Linked DNA regions of Homo sapiens: region 2 is linked to region 1. Evidence: chromatin contacts called from ENCODE Hi-C or POLR2A ChIA-PET data. All regions are on one chromosome and are shown on one strand. Each heading gives the region's core, a stretch centred on a gene start or an enhancer-like site at or near the end of the contact. The rest is flanking DNA. Distances are from core to core; before and after follow the strand shown.

Region 1 (6,908 bases), core at 1,892-4,391:
TTTTTTTTTTTTTTTTTTTTTTAACAGAATAGCCTCATACTTTCTTGTGTTAGCAAAACAGTTGTCGCTACAGATTGAATGTATTAGGGCCATCTGCGGGTTACTGGGTTAAGGATTTTTGATAGGAAGGCTACGAGTTGTCAGTGGCCTCAGTGCTTTTGGGCTATGCCCTTGTTTACACTGACAAGGTGGTATTGGAGTGTTACAGTGTCACGGAGAAGACCTTCAATTATCAATTATAGGTTTTAAATTTACCCTGGCTTTTAAAGGAATAGGGTACACTGTTTTTTCCTTTACTACTTATCTCTCTCTCTCTCTTTCTTTCTCTCTTTGACTGTCTCTCTCTTTGACTCCCTCTTTGTCTCTGTCTCTTCCTCTCTCTGTCTCTCTTTGACTCCCTCTTTGTCTCTCTGTCTCTTCCTCTCTCTCTCTGCCTTTTTTTCCTCTCTCCCCTGCCTTCTCCTCTCTCTCCCCTCTCTCTCTCTTCTCCCCCTTCTCCCCCTTCCACCCCCTCTTCCACCCCCGCTTCTCTCTCTCTCTTTCCTTTCTGCTGGTTTTTCCCTGCCTCTGCCAGACGCTTATGCTGCTGTTCTCCCCTCTCTTTCCCCTTTTACCCCGGAGAGGGACTCAAGATAAAAGAGACAGAGCCCCTGACCTCCCTATTCTTCGTTGAAAGTCATGAGCGGAAGGGCTTCTTTTGTCCTTTCTTAGTTCAGGACATCCTCTCTTGAAGTGGCCTGTTCTTCGACATCAATAGCACCTATCTTGTCCTTCCTCCTTAGTTCTGGGATTCTTTAACCCTGCTCCACCATACTCTTTAGGGGGCCTGGTAGATGAGGACCTTGGTCCTCCAGATGGAGACTGGGGTCCTTTAAAAGAGGGTTTGGACCCTTTATAGTTTCTAGCTCCCTGGAAACTGTCTAGAAGTACCTGGGTTTGGAGCCATCTGTTGGAAGGTAGAAAACGTAAGTTTTGTCTTTTGTTTCTGTTTTTCTTCATCCCTTTTCACATATACTTTCTGAGCTTCCCTGAGAAGCTCACTTAGGGGACGGTCTTCTCAACTGTCTATGTTTTGTAACTTTTTTGAAATGTCTGGCCAACTTTTAGTGACAAATTGGAGTTTCAACATTCCTAGCCCAAGGGGATCATCCAAATTGAGGCCTGCATATTGCCTCATTTGCTCCCTCAGTCTGTCTAGGAATCTCATAGGCCCTTCATCCTTTTCCTGTTGTATGTCAAATGCTTTAGAAAGATTTCGGGTTCGGGGTACTGACTCCCGAATTCCTTTTATTATTGTCTCTCTTAGATCCTGCATATTTTCCTGTTGATCTGCTTTGTTATTGTCCCACCAGGGGTCTCAGGCGGGGAATTTCTGGTCCGCGGTAGGAACGTTTTCACCAGGAGGATGCTCACATTCCCAAACTACCATAGCAGCCCTACAAATCATACTCCTTTCTTCTCCTGAAAAGAGGATGCCCAAGATGGACATTAACTCGACCCAAGTGTATAACTGAGGTCCTAAGAATTGGGCAATTTGGTCTGCCACTCCATAAGGGTTATCTAGTAGTGGTTTAAGCTCCTTTTTAAAATTCTAGACTTTGGTTAAGGGAGCATTTACAAAGCCAGTGGCCCCCCCCTCCTTATGGTACCTCTTTCAAAGGGAAGAGGGTTGGGCCTCTTAGGTATGGAGGGAAATGGGAAATTCTGAATATCTTTTTTACATTGTTCTACCTCACGCTGGAGTCCTTTTAGAGAGGGGTCTTTAGGTTGGGAGGGAATGGGCTGGTGGGACGGTAATTCCCAAGAGTCAGAGTTATAAGGAGGAGGGATAACGTGAGTGGAGGTGGAATTTGGAATGGGATCTGAGGAGGCAGTGGCTGTCTGAGGGGAAAGATTGGGGACACTGAGTGGGGGAAGATAGTCTAGGGGATCCCATGCGCTGGAGTCTTTAGGCATGAGAGCTGGCTCCTCTGACTTTTCATTTTGAGGTGCCAGATTGGGTTCTTCCCTATTTGTTTTTAAGGGAAAAAGGAGGGCAGGTCCATGCCTCCAACAGAGGGCATAGCCTAGTTCTTCTGAGACACTCGACTTTTATCATTAACATGTCGGATTAGAAGCTGACACATTACATCCTCATTCGATCTAAACTTTGGCCAGAAGATTGAGGGTTTGAGGATGGGTCTTTGAGTCTAAATTAAACAGCAATATTTTATCATTTGTTGCTTTTTCCTATGTTTAGTCCTTTCGTTATCCTTCCAGTGTTTTAGCTTGAGACCTAGGGGGCTATCTGGGGGGATATCTTTGTTACCATCTTTATCCCTCTTGCTCCCTGTCTTGCTTGGGTTATTTCCCATCTTGATGGTTTTGGGGTAAGTTTCAAGGTTCAATTTCCCTTACTGAAAATTTGTCACCTTTTGTGGGGAGGCTCAATTTCCCCCACTGGAAATTTCTCACCTTTTCTACTACTGGAGGTTCGTGTGAAGTTCAGTCCCCTCCAATGGGCATGTCTCACCTCTTTTTAACCTGTAAGCCACCCCAACCAAGGAGTACTTCACCTCACCCCCCCACCCCCCCACCCCCCCCACCCCCCACCACCCACCACCCACCACCCACCACCCACCACCCGGCTTTCTTACCTTGGTCCCTACCACCAAGGAAATACTTTACCGGCTCCTGTGGCTTCTCCTTCCTTGGTCTGTGTACAGTCATCAGTGTGGTATGTGAGAATCCTTTAAGCTAGGTTACTGGCCAGTCCCCCCCAGCCCTGCGCCCCCCCCCGCCGCCATGTTGCCAAGAGCTTGGGTTATTCCTCGCACTGGGTGAGTTCTGATTTCTCACCCCTGAGGTGACCACAAGGGGCAGGGCATGCCTCCTCATGAGGGAGAACCAGAGACTGTCGGGAGGGGAATGTAATCATGGGTGAGCCCCCAAATTGTTATACATAAAGTTTCAGTGCTGCAAAAGAAATAGCACTCGAATATAAAATTTTCTTTTTAATTCTCAGCAAGACAAGATACTTCTATAGAAGGGTGTGCCTTCTATAGAAGCAATGGTGAGCGCACACTTGGACAAGGGAGGGGAGGGGGTTCTTATCCCTGACACACGTAGCCCCTACTGCTGTGTCATTCCCCTCTTGGCTAGGGTTAGACCGCCCAGGCTAAACTAATTCCAATTGGCTGATTTAAAGAGAGTGACGGGGTGAGTGGTTTGGTGGGAAAAATGGTTATGACAGAGCAGGTAATGAGTCAGGGTGCAATCAGTAATCAGAATGAGTCAGGGTGGAGCAGGTAATCGAAAAAGGTTGCTTTGTGAGGAAGTTTAAAAGTAGAAGGTAAAGGATTGAACATACTGACATATTGATTCTTTGAAAAGAAATTTAGAACTCATATCTAACAGCATGGTGGCACACACCTGTGGTCCCAGCTACTTGGGAGGCTGAGTCAGGAGAATTGCTTGAACCCCGGAGGTGGAGGTTACAGTGAGCCGAGATCACACCATTGCACTCCAGCCTGGGGACAAAGCAAGACTCTATCTCAAAAAAAAAAAGATCCTGAGCATTTCTTCAAAGGATTGTAACAGGAGGTGAAACTTGGCTTTACCAGTATGATCTTAATGACAAAGCACAATCAAAGCAATGGCTACCAAGAGGTAGAAATTGATCCAGTCATAGTGAAAGTGGACCGGTCAAGAGCACAGATCAAGACAACAGTTTTTTGGGATTCTCAAGGCATTTTGCTTGTTGACTTTCCGGAGAGCCAAAGAATGACAATAACCTCTGCTTATTACGAGTATGTTTTAAGAACGCCAAAGCTTTAGCAGAAAAATGCCCAGAAAAGCCTCACCATGGCAGTGCCTCTACTCAGTCCTCTCATCAAACAAGGGCAATGTTTTGAGAGTTTTCATGGGAAATGATACAGTCTTGATTTGGCTCCTTCCAGCTTCTTTTTATTTCCTATTTTAAAAAATCTTTAAAGTAAAATCTTTAAAGGGCACCCACTTTTTTCTTCAGTAAATAATGTAAAAAAGACTGCATTGACATGGCTACATCCCCCAGGACCCCTCAGTTGTTTAGGGCTGGACTAAATGGCTGGTGTCATTGCTTACAAACGTGTCTTGAACTTGATGGAGCTTATGTTGAGAAATAATGTTTATATTTTTATCTTTTAATTCTGTTTTTTTCCATGAACTTTTTGAAGTCCCCTTGTACTGGGTGATTGGATTAGTAAATCTTTGGGCATCTACTCTATGGAAGTGCGCCCTGTGCTAGGTGATAACAAGGAATACAGGCAGTGATCACTCCTGCCTTTATGGCATTTTTATTTGATCGGATGGAGTTTAGTCAACACACAAGTAACAAATATATGGTGTAATAGTTAAGAGTGAGCTCTGGAGACTGACCTAGTTTCAGTTCCTATGTCTGCTAGTTAGTACCTGTTTCCTTGAGTAAATTGCTTATTCTCTGATGCAGTTTCTTCATTCTATAAATGAAGCCCTCTACCACCACATAAGGTTTTTTAGAACCTTTTGAAAGAGTTGATGTTAGATATTGCATAAAACTAAGTTTTTACTGTTACATAATAATGTCAGATGATAGAGACGTTGCAGTAAGACCAAATTTAGAGGTTGGAAAAATCACCTCTAGTTTGAGGTGGGACAAGAAGCAAAGCTTTCATGGGGAAGGTGGCATTTAAATGGATCTTGAATGATTAATAGAATTTATAGGGTGGTGGGGATTGAATAAGATTTCCTAGAGGGAGAAGAATGAAGTTGGGAGAATGTACAGTGTGTCCTGAAATCAGAAATGCCCGTCTCTACTAAAAATACAAAAAATTAGCTGGGCGTGGTGGCGGGCGCCTGTAGTCCCAGCTGTTCAGGAGGCTGAGGCAGGAGAATGGCGTGAACCCGGGAGGTGGAGCTTGCAGTGAGCCGAGATCGCACCACTGCACTCCAGCCTGGGCGACAGAGCGAAACTCCATCTCAAAGAAAATAAAAAATAAAAAAAATAAAAATAAACTCATATTTCTATAGTACGCTCACTCCACCCTGTCCAGGCAGTTGCCTAAATAGATGTTAAGATGTTGCTCCCTTTCCTTTCACAACCACCCTCACCCCCACACCCCCATTGTCTTTCAAATCTTGACTTTTTAGGTAGAACACTAAATGACTCTGGATTAACTATTACCACTTTTACCACATTCTGAATATCCATGCCTCCTCTCCCCCACCCTCTAGATTGCATACTTCTTGAGAGCAGGGGAAGTATATTTTATTCAGATTGGTTTGTTTAACCCTTGAGAATTGTCCCTGGCACCAAGTAAATGCTCAGATTATTTCAGGGGATGGGATAGTAGATGAATGATCCTGATTAAAAACAGTTTCAACTAAATTTAAAATTAAAAAAAATTTAAACAGGAAATTTAAAAATGGATGTTGTCTGAGACCTTTGTGACTCCTGGAATTTGTGAATACTTCTGTAATATAATTTCCTCATTCGGAAAATTGGGGGTAATGAGGACTTAATAAAATGAAATTACCATATTTTTACATTTGACAATGTATTTAAGAAACTTAGTGTTTCTAGAAAGATACTTAGAATTCAAAGGAAATGCACAATATAATTTTAGGACAAACTTTAGCATTTTTAAAAAGCAAGAAAAGTCACTCAGCTTGTTACTGGAAAGGGGTCCTGATCCAAACCCCAGGTTGGATCTCACGCAAGAAAGAATTCGAGGATAATCCAGAGTAAAGTGAAAGCAAGTTTATTAAGAAAGTAAAGGAATATCTGCTCATCTGACAATACTTACAGTTATTTCTTGATTATATGCTAAACAAGGGGTGAATTATTCATTAGTTTTCCAGGAAAGCAGTGGGCAATTCCCAGAACTGAGGGTTCCTCACCTTTTTAGACCTTACAGAGTTCTGACGTTGTGATAGTGCTGCTAGGAGTGTCTTTTAGCATACTAATGCATTATAATTAGTGTATAATGAGCAGTGAGGACGACCAGAGGTCACTTTTGTTGCCATCTTGGTTTTGGTGGCTTTTGGCTGGCTTCTTTACTGCAACCTGTTTTTATCAGCAAGGTCTTTGTGACCTGTATCTTGTGCCAACCTCCAGTCTCATCCTGTGACTAAGAATGCCTAACCTCCTGGGAATGCAGCTCAGTAGGTCACAGTCTTACGTTACCCAGCCCCTATTCAAGATGGAGTTCTTCTGGTTCAAATGCCTCTGACAAGCTGTTTACATTTTGGGCTTTAAACATCATTGGTTCTTTTTCTCAACTAATGAATTACAGAAGTTGTAGTATAATTACCCTAGTTCCTTCATACTTAGGGCAAGATGACTCTGAGAAATGTTCCATACTGTCTCCCAGAGATCTCCAGCAGGCTTGAGTCCCAGTTGCCTAGAGTCATAATCAGCTCCATAATGCATCCTTTATTGGCATACTTTCCTTTCCTGACTCACTTCTTTACTTCATTAAAGGTATTTCCTCAGATACTTCTCAAATAAACTACTTGTACAAAAACCTTTATCTCACAGTCTTTCTTGGGAGATGCAACGCAGGCAGCATGACAAGCATTGTAATAATAGTTAAAATTTTGAAGTTTTAGAAATCAGAGACATTTGTAATTTGAAGCTTATAATTTCGAAGAAGAAATTTGTTCACACAGATCAGTATGAAAGCTTTACCTTCTTTTTTAATAGGGAAGATTTACTAAAATAGATTTGCTTGGTTATTGATAAAACATATACTGGGTACTCAAACATTTGCTGTTTTTGAAAATAAGGAGTAGGATCTGGGCATGGTGTCACATGCCTTTAGTCCCAGCTACTTGGGAGACTGAGGTGGGAGGATTGCTTGAGCCCAGGAGTTTGAGGCTGCAGTGAGCTGTGATCGCGTTGGGGTGAC
Region 2 (6,908 bases), core at 1,231-3,730, 110 kb before region 1:
ACTGTGTTAACCAGGATGGTCACGATCTCCTGACCTCGTGATCCGCCCGCCTCGGCCTCCCAAAGTGCTGGGATTACAGGCGTGAGTCACCGCGCCCGGCCAAAAATAAATTTTCTTAAGTGTACTTACATTCTCTACATACATTGAACAACACATCAGATGGTGTGATAAATTTTGCTTCAACCAGCAAATATGATTTAAGAACTCTTCCTTAGTAAGCAGAACTAAAAAAAGATAAAAAGAAACTCATGCGTAGTATGATAGTCTGTTATATTTACCTCTATTTTACCTATTCCAAAGTTCTTTTTTTTTTCCCTGAAGTTTCAGCATTCTTCCATTATCATTTCCTTTTTTTTTTTTTTTTTCAGACAGCTTCTTTAGCTGTTCTTTCAGGGTAGGTTTGCTAGCAAGAAATTCTTAGTTTTTCTGAGACTGTCTTATTTGCCTTCATTTCTGAAGAATATTTTGCTGTGTATAGAATTCACAGTGGACAGTTATTTTCTTTAAGTACTTGACAAGTGTTGTGCTATTTTTTTTTTTCCTGTCTGGTTTAGATGAGAAATTTGCTGTCATTTGAATTGGTGTTCCCCTATAAAGTAATGTATCATTTCTCTCTGGCTGTTTTCAAGATTTTTTTGTCTTTAGTTTTCAGAAGTTTAATTGTGATGTATTGGTGTGGGTGTCTTTTTTATTTGGGGTTTACTCACCTTTTTGTATCTTTAGCGTATTTCACCAAATTTGGGAAGTTTTCAGCCATTATATCTTTGAATACTTTTTCAGTCCTATTCTCTCTCATCTTCTGGGACTCTGAGAAGAGTCTTAGCTTTTTCGATTTTTGTCCATAGGTCCCTGAGGCTTTGTTCTTTTTTTTTTTTTTTTTAGTCTGTTTTCTCTCTTGTTTAGATTGACATAATTCTACTGATTGGTTCACTGACTCTGTCGTCTATCATTTCCACTCTTTTATTGAGCTCATTCAAAGAGTTTTTATTTTAGGTTTTTTTTTTTTTTTTGGTTTTATAATTTCCATTTGGTTCTTCTAAAATAACATTTGCTGAGATTTCTGTTTATTTGTTTTAAGAGCAGTTGCAATTGCTTGTTGAAGCGTTTTGTTGACTGCTTTAAAATCTTTATTTTTGTCAGGTAATTAAAAAATCTGATTTACCTCAGTATTGTGTCTGTTGATTGTTTCTCCTCATTCATAATATACTTTCCTGGTTTCTGGTATGGCATGAGATTTTCATTTGTACTCTGGACATTTTGGATATCATACATATTTTGAGAACTGTGCATCTTGTTCCTTTTTTCTTTTAAGAGACAGGGTCGTGATCAGTCATCCAGACTGGAGTGCAGTGATGTGATCATAGCTTGCTGTAACCTCAAACTCCTGGGCTCAAGTGATTCTCCTACCTTGGCCTGCTGAGTAACTAGGACAACAGGTGTGTGCCACCATGCCTGGCTAATTTTGTTTTTTTGTTTTTTTTGAGATAGGGTCTTGCTCTGTTGCCCAGGTTGGTCTTGAACTCTAGGACTTAAGTAATCCGCTGCTTCAGCCTCTTGAGTAGCAGGAGTCACAGGTGTGCACCACAGCACCTGGCCTATTCTTTTTTATACTAGGCAGTTCCCTTGTTGAAGTGTAGTGCAAGGGTTAGGTGGGTGTGTTCATTCAGCTTCTTGCTGGGTCCTGCTGATAATTACTGTGGAAAAAGTGGGGCACTAAGTCATATGGCCTTAATGCAGACTGGTGGGATGGAAGTTCAATTCCTCCCTTACCCTCACATCTTCCTAACAAAAGTTGGGCACCATTTTATGCCACCTTGTTGCCTCTGAGTAGGGGTATAAGATGAACTTTCTGACGGGCCATGCTGCCTCAGCAAGAGAGAAGTAGGGAGGCTATCTCACACTGCACTGATGCTGCAGGGTGAAGAAAAAGCTCCTTACCTCATACCACTTCCCCTGAGTTGATGCCAGGTGGGGAATGGAAGCTCAGCCCCCTCTGGGTACCACTGGCATTTGAGAATGGCTGAAATGGTTGTCAGCTACTCTGTCTTACACTGCTTCATTTAGCCTTGATACTGGGTGAATGTGGAGGTTCAGCTCTTCACTGGTTACCACTGATACCAGGGGTTGGGGCAGGGAGTAGAAAGCTGACTGACTCTAACTCACATCTCCTTGTTCAGTCTTGTTGATGGCTGGGTAGGGGTGCAGGTTCAGGTTCTTGCTGGGTCCTGTTGACACCAGGCCTGTGTGTGCAGGAGGGAGGTGGGAGTGGAGTGGTGGTGAAAGGTAGTGGTGACTAACTGCTTCACGCAGCTTTATTAAGCCTCCTTGCTAATGGGTGGTGGTGGAAGCCTAGCTTGCCCCTAGACCCCACTGACACTATCTTAAATGGGTGAGTCTGAACACCGCTTGCTCTTACTGGGTGGAGTATGGAAGATCAGCTCCTCTTTTAGGCTTGCCACTAACCCAACAGGGGAACTGGAGCACCCCTGTGTGGGGGATGGAAGATCAATTCCCTGTTTTGTCTTGCCAACACAACCCTGGTAGGGGCTCCAGTCCCACAGCCTGCTTTTGCTGGGTGGAGGGTGTAGGAGCACTTATCCACTCTGCCCTTCCAGTACCACCTGGTGCAAAGCACCACCTGCTTCTTCTGCTTGGTGGTGGTGGTGGGGGGGTGTTAGATTAGCTGTATGCTTGGCTCCACTGAAACTGCGGAGGGAGGGAGAGGGAGGGTGTGTGTGTGTGTGTGTGTGTGTGTGTGTGTGTTTGTTTGTTTTCCATTGGTATTTAGCTTGAGTAAGATGGGTTTTGCCAGAAAGGTTTCTTTGGTAAGCTTACCCTTTTATCTGCTTCTGCTTTGTGGTGGGGTGTGTGTGTGTTTAGATTAGTTGTATGCTTGGCTCCACTGAAACTGTGGAGGGAGGGGGAGGAAGGGAGGGTGTGTGTGTATGCGTGTGTGTGTGTGTGTGTGTGTGTGTGTGTGTGTGTGTGTTTTCCATTGGTATTTAGCTCAAGTAAGATGGGTTTTGCCAGAAAGGTTTCTTTTGGTAAGCTTACTCTTTTACCTGCTTCTGCTTTGTGGTGGGGGGTGTATGTGTTAGATTAGCTATATGCCCGGCTCCACTGAAACTGGAGGAGGGTGTGTGTGTATATGTTTTCTTTTGGTACTTAGCTGGAGTAGGATGGGTTTTGCCAGAAGGGTTTCCTTTGTTAAGCTTACCCTTTTCCCAGCCTTTTGACTAGGAGGAACAGGCTTTTCTTGGAATTTTTTTTTTCTCTGTGACAGTTGGTGATACTGTATTGGGGTCTTCTGAAGCAGCATCCTGTCTTGGAAATATGGGTGGCAATACGAAAACCCAGGGATCTCATTGCCTTATTACTCCTCAAATTATGAAGTCTTTAGGAAATCTGCTGCTTTCTTTCCACTTTTCAGATACTTTCTATGCTTGTTTGTTGTATTATGTTCAGGGTTTTTTAGTTGTTAAGAGGGAGGACCTGGGAAGAATGAAGCTATGGTACTCCATTTTGGTGGAACTGGAAGGCTTATAGTAATTCAATTTTGAATTATGAAAGTTTTGTCTAAAGATATTATGTCGTGAACAAAATAAGTCAAATTTAGGAGAATCTTGTGACAAAATCACAACATATCCTCATTTTAAAGCTGTTTCTATTAGGGCGTGACCCATAACTGTTATTTCGGGGATATGGTTTAAATAACTAGAAGGCTTACTTTTGAATATCAAATGCTTTCTGTCATATTCTTTAAAGGAAGTAGATATTTACATGCAAAGAAAGAAACTGAAAGATAAACTGGATTATAGCAGAATGTCACTGTTATGGTTTGCCATCAAACAGCAGTTACTCTTTAGTTTCCTATGCCAAATATACCAGTATAACATAACATTCTGCTCCTTTCAACATATTAAGGCCAGCCAAACAAAATTTTTTCCCCAAAATTCTTAAAATGCTTAAAATAGGCAAAGTGATTCAGAAGTTTTTAGGAGTAGGAAGGAGAGGCGGTACGTACAGATATGTTTCTGTATGAATTTCAAATGAATAAGCAAGGGAAAACTTAATAGGTAGGAGGCATTAGTCTTCCTTAGGCAGGGAATAATTATTATTTCAGCAATGTACATGTAGTAAAGTTCTACAATTTTAATTCATTCTAGCTCTAAAAATTCTATGATTTTATCCTTTTTTCTGTTCTTTTAAACTTGTTCCTGTACAATTTATAGACTTTTTTTCTGAGAAAAATCTTCCTGGAGAAAAGATTGTTAGGCCCTTCAATAATAGGGAGTTTCTCTTAAAATAAGTTTAGCCGTTTTGTTATTTAAGAAATGATTTGGCCGGGCGTGGTGGCTCACGCTTGTAATTGCAGCACTTTGGGAATCCGAGGCGGGCGGATCATGAGGTCAGGAGTTTGAGACCAGCCTGGCCAACACAGTGAAACCCCATCTCTACTAAAAATACAAAAATTAGCTGGGCGTGGTGGCAGGAGCCGGTAATCCCAGCTACTCGGGCGGCTGAGGCAGGAGAATCACCGGAACCTGGGAGGTGGAGATCGTGTCACTGCACTCCAGCCTGGGTGACAGAGCTAGACTTCGTCTCAAAAAAAGAAAGAAATGGTTTGTTTATTTTCTGTGTAATATGTTTAATAATAATATTCTGCATTTTTCTTTGATCCATTAGTTATTTTGGAGTGTTTAAAGTTTTTCATATATTTGTGAATTTCTCCAATTTGTTCCTGTTACTGATTTCTAATTTCACTACATTTTGGTCAGAGAGCATAGCTTTTAAAATTTTAATTCTTTTAAAATTATGAGGACGGCCAGGTGCAGTGGCTCACGCCTGTTATCCCAGCACTTTGGGAGGCCATGGCGGGCAGATCACTTGAGGGTCAGGAGTTTGAGACCAGCTTGGCCAACATGGTGAAACCCCATTTCTACTAAAATACAAAAATTAGCCAGGCGTAGTGGCAGGCACCTGTAATCTCAGCTGCTCGGGAGGCTGAGGCAGGAGAATTGCTTGAACCTGAGAGGCAGAGGTTGCAGTGAGCCGAGGTGACAGAGTGAGACTCCATCTCAAAAAAATATATATATATATATACGGGGACTTGTTTTAGTGGCCTAACGTGGTTTGTCACGGATAGTGTTCCATATACACTTGAGTAGAATGTGTATTCTGCTGTTGTTGCAGGGAGTATTCTATAGGTGGCTATTAAGTCTTGTTTTGTAGAGCTCTTGGAGTCTTCTATTTTCTTGTGATCTGCTGTCTGATTATTGAAAGTTAAGTATTGAAGCCTCCAACTAATGTTGAATTGTCTGTTTTTCCTCAATTCAGCTTTTGCTTGTATTTTGAGTTGTTTGTTTTTACCTGTTATATATTCTTGATAAATTGATCCTTTCATCATTATAGAATATTCTGTGTCCCTAGTAACAATTTTTGTCTCAAAGTGTATTTTAAAAATTAATAATTTTTGTGACTACATAGTATGTGTATATTCAAAGTTCATTTTGTATGATATTAGTATAGCCACCCAGCTCTATTTTGGTTATTGTTTGCATGGTACATATGTTTTACATCCTTTTAGTTTCAACCTATTTTTGTCCTTGAATCTAAAGTATGTCCTTTTTAGAAAGCATATAGTTGTGTTATGCCTTTAAAAAAATTCAGACTGGGTGTGGTGGCTCATGCCTGTAATCCCAGCACTTTGGGAGGCCGAGGCAGGCGGATCACCTGAGGTCAGGAGTTTGAGACCAGCCTGGCCAACATGGCAATACCCCTTCTCTGCTAAAAATACAAAAATTAGTTGGGTATGGTGGCGCACGCCTGTAGTCCCAGCTACTACTTGGGAGGCTGAGGCAGGAGAATCACTTGAACCTGGGAGGCGGAGGTTGCAGTGGCCAAAATTGTGCCACTGCACTCCAGCCTGGGCAGTGGAGTGAGACTCCATCTCAAAAAAACAAAAATGATTTCATTCTGTCGATCTTTGTCTTTTAATTGTAAGTGTTTATTTGCATTTTATGTGATGATTGATAAAGTAGGATTTACATCTGCCATTTTACTGTTTGTTTTCATCATATCATCATCTGTTGTTTTTGTTCTGTATTCTTCCATTTCTACCTTTTTTTTTTTGAGATGAAGTCTTGCTCTGTCGCCCAGGCTGGAGTGCAGTGGCATGATCTCAGCTCACTGCAACCTCCGCCTCCTGGGTTCAAGCGATTCTCCTGCCTCAGCCTCCGGAGTAGCTGGGATTACAGGCGTATGCCACCACACCTGGTTAATTTTTGTATTTTTAATGCAGATGGGATTTCACCATGTTGGCCAGGCTGGTCTTGAACTCCTGACCTCAGGTGATCCACCTGTCGGCCTCCCAAAGTGCTGGGATTATAGGCGTGAGCCACAGTGCCCGGCCTATTTACATTATCTTTTATATTTACCTGGTGTATCAATTTGTTCTGCTATGACAGAATACTACAGACTGGATAATTTATAAATAATAGAACTTTATTTCTCACAGTTCTGGGGATTGGGAAGTCCAAGATCAAGGCACTCCCAGATTTAGCATCTAGTGAAGGCTAGCTTTCTGTCTCCAAGATTGCTGCATCTTTATGTGACAAAAAGCAGTAGGGCAAAGGGATGAATAGCTTTCTCAGACCTCTTTTAGGTTATTAATCCCATTCATGAGGGCTTTGCTTTCATAAGTTAATCACCTCATAAAGGCCTTACCTCTTAATGCTATCACATTGGCGATTAAGTTTCAATATATTAATCTTGTAGGGACACATTAAGATCATTGCACCTGAGAATTACTTTTACTGGTACTCTTGTTTTTTCTTGTGAATTTTAGTTATTGTCTAGCACCCTTTCAACCTGGATGACTGCCTTTTGTATTTTCCTAGTGACAAATT

The links. Hi-C counts contacts between places; a loop is a spot of excess contacts on that map. ChIA-PET counts read pairs that join two places held with the same protein, here RNA polymerase II (POLR2A). Pooled maps may share reads with other maps.
Region 2: a pooled map shows a loop between it and region 1 (2.3-fold over the local background). The contact joins two enhancer-like sites. A Hi-C loop is called at or near these places in 10 of 37 single-sample maps with no recorded cell type and 6 of 50 pooled maps. POLR2A ChIA-PET finds 5 or more read pairs at or near these places in 2 of 52 experiments (T-cell and activated T-cell).

What each region holds. Positions count from the first base shown.
Region 1 is chrX:45,003,395-45,010,302 of GRCh38, forward strand. The region is part of intron 4 of KDM6A (lysine demethylase 6A); the gene reads left to right. Among named protein-coding and RNA genes, the nearest start is that of KDM6A, 130 kb to the left of the region's middle. Within about 2 kb of position 3,142, at least 4 of the 41 ENCODE cell types and tissues checked have a DNase peak (open chromatin) inside an H3K27ac peak, as active enhancers do.
Region 2 is chrX:44,896,276-44,903,183 of GRCh38, forward strand. The region is part of intron 2 of KDM6A (lysine demethylase 6A); the gene reads left to right. Among named protein-coding and RNA genes, the nearest start is that of KDM6A, 27 kb to the left of the region's middle. Within about 2 kb of position 2,481, at least 4 of the 41 ENCODE cell types and tissues checked have a DNase peak (open chromatin) inside an H3K27ac peak, as active enhancers do.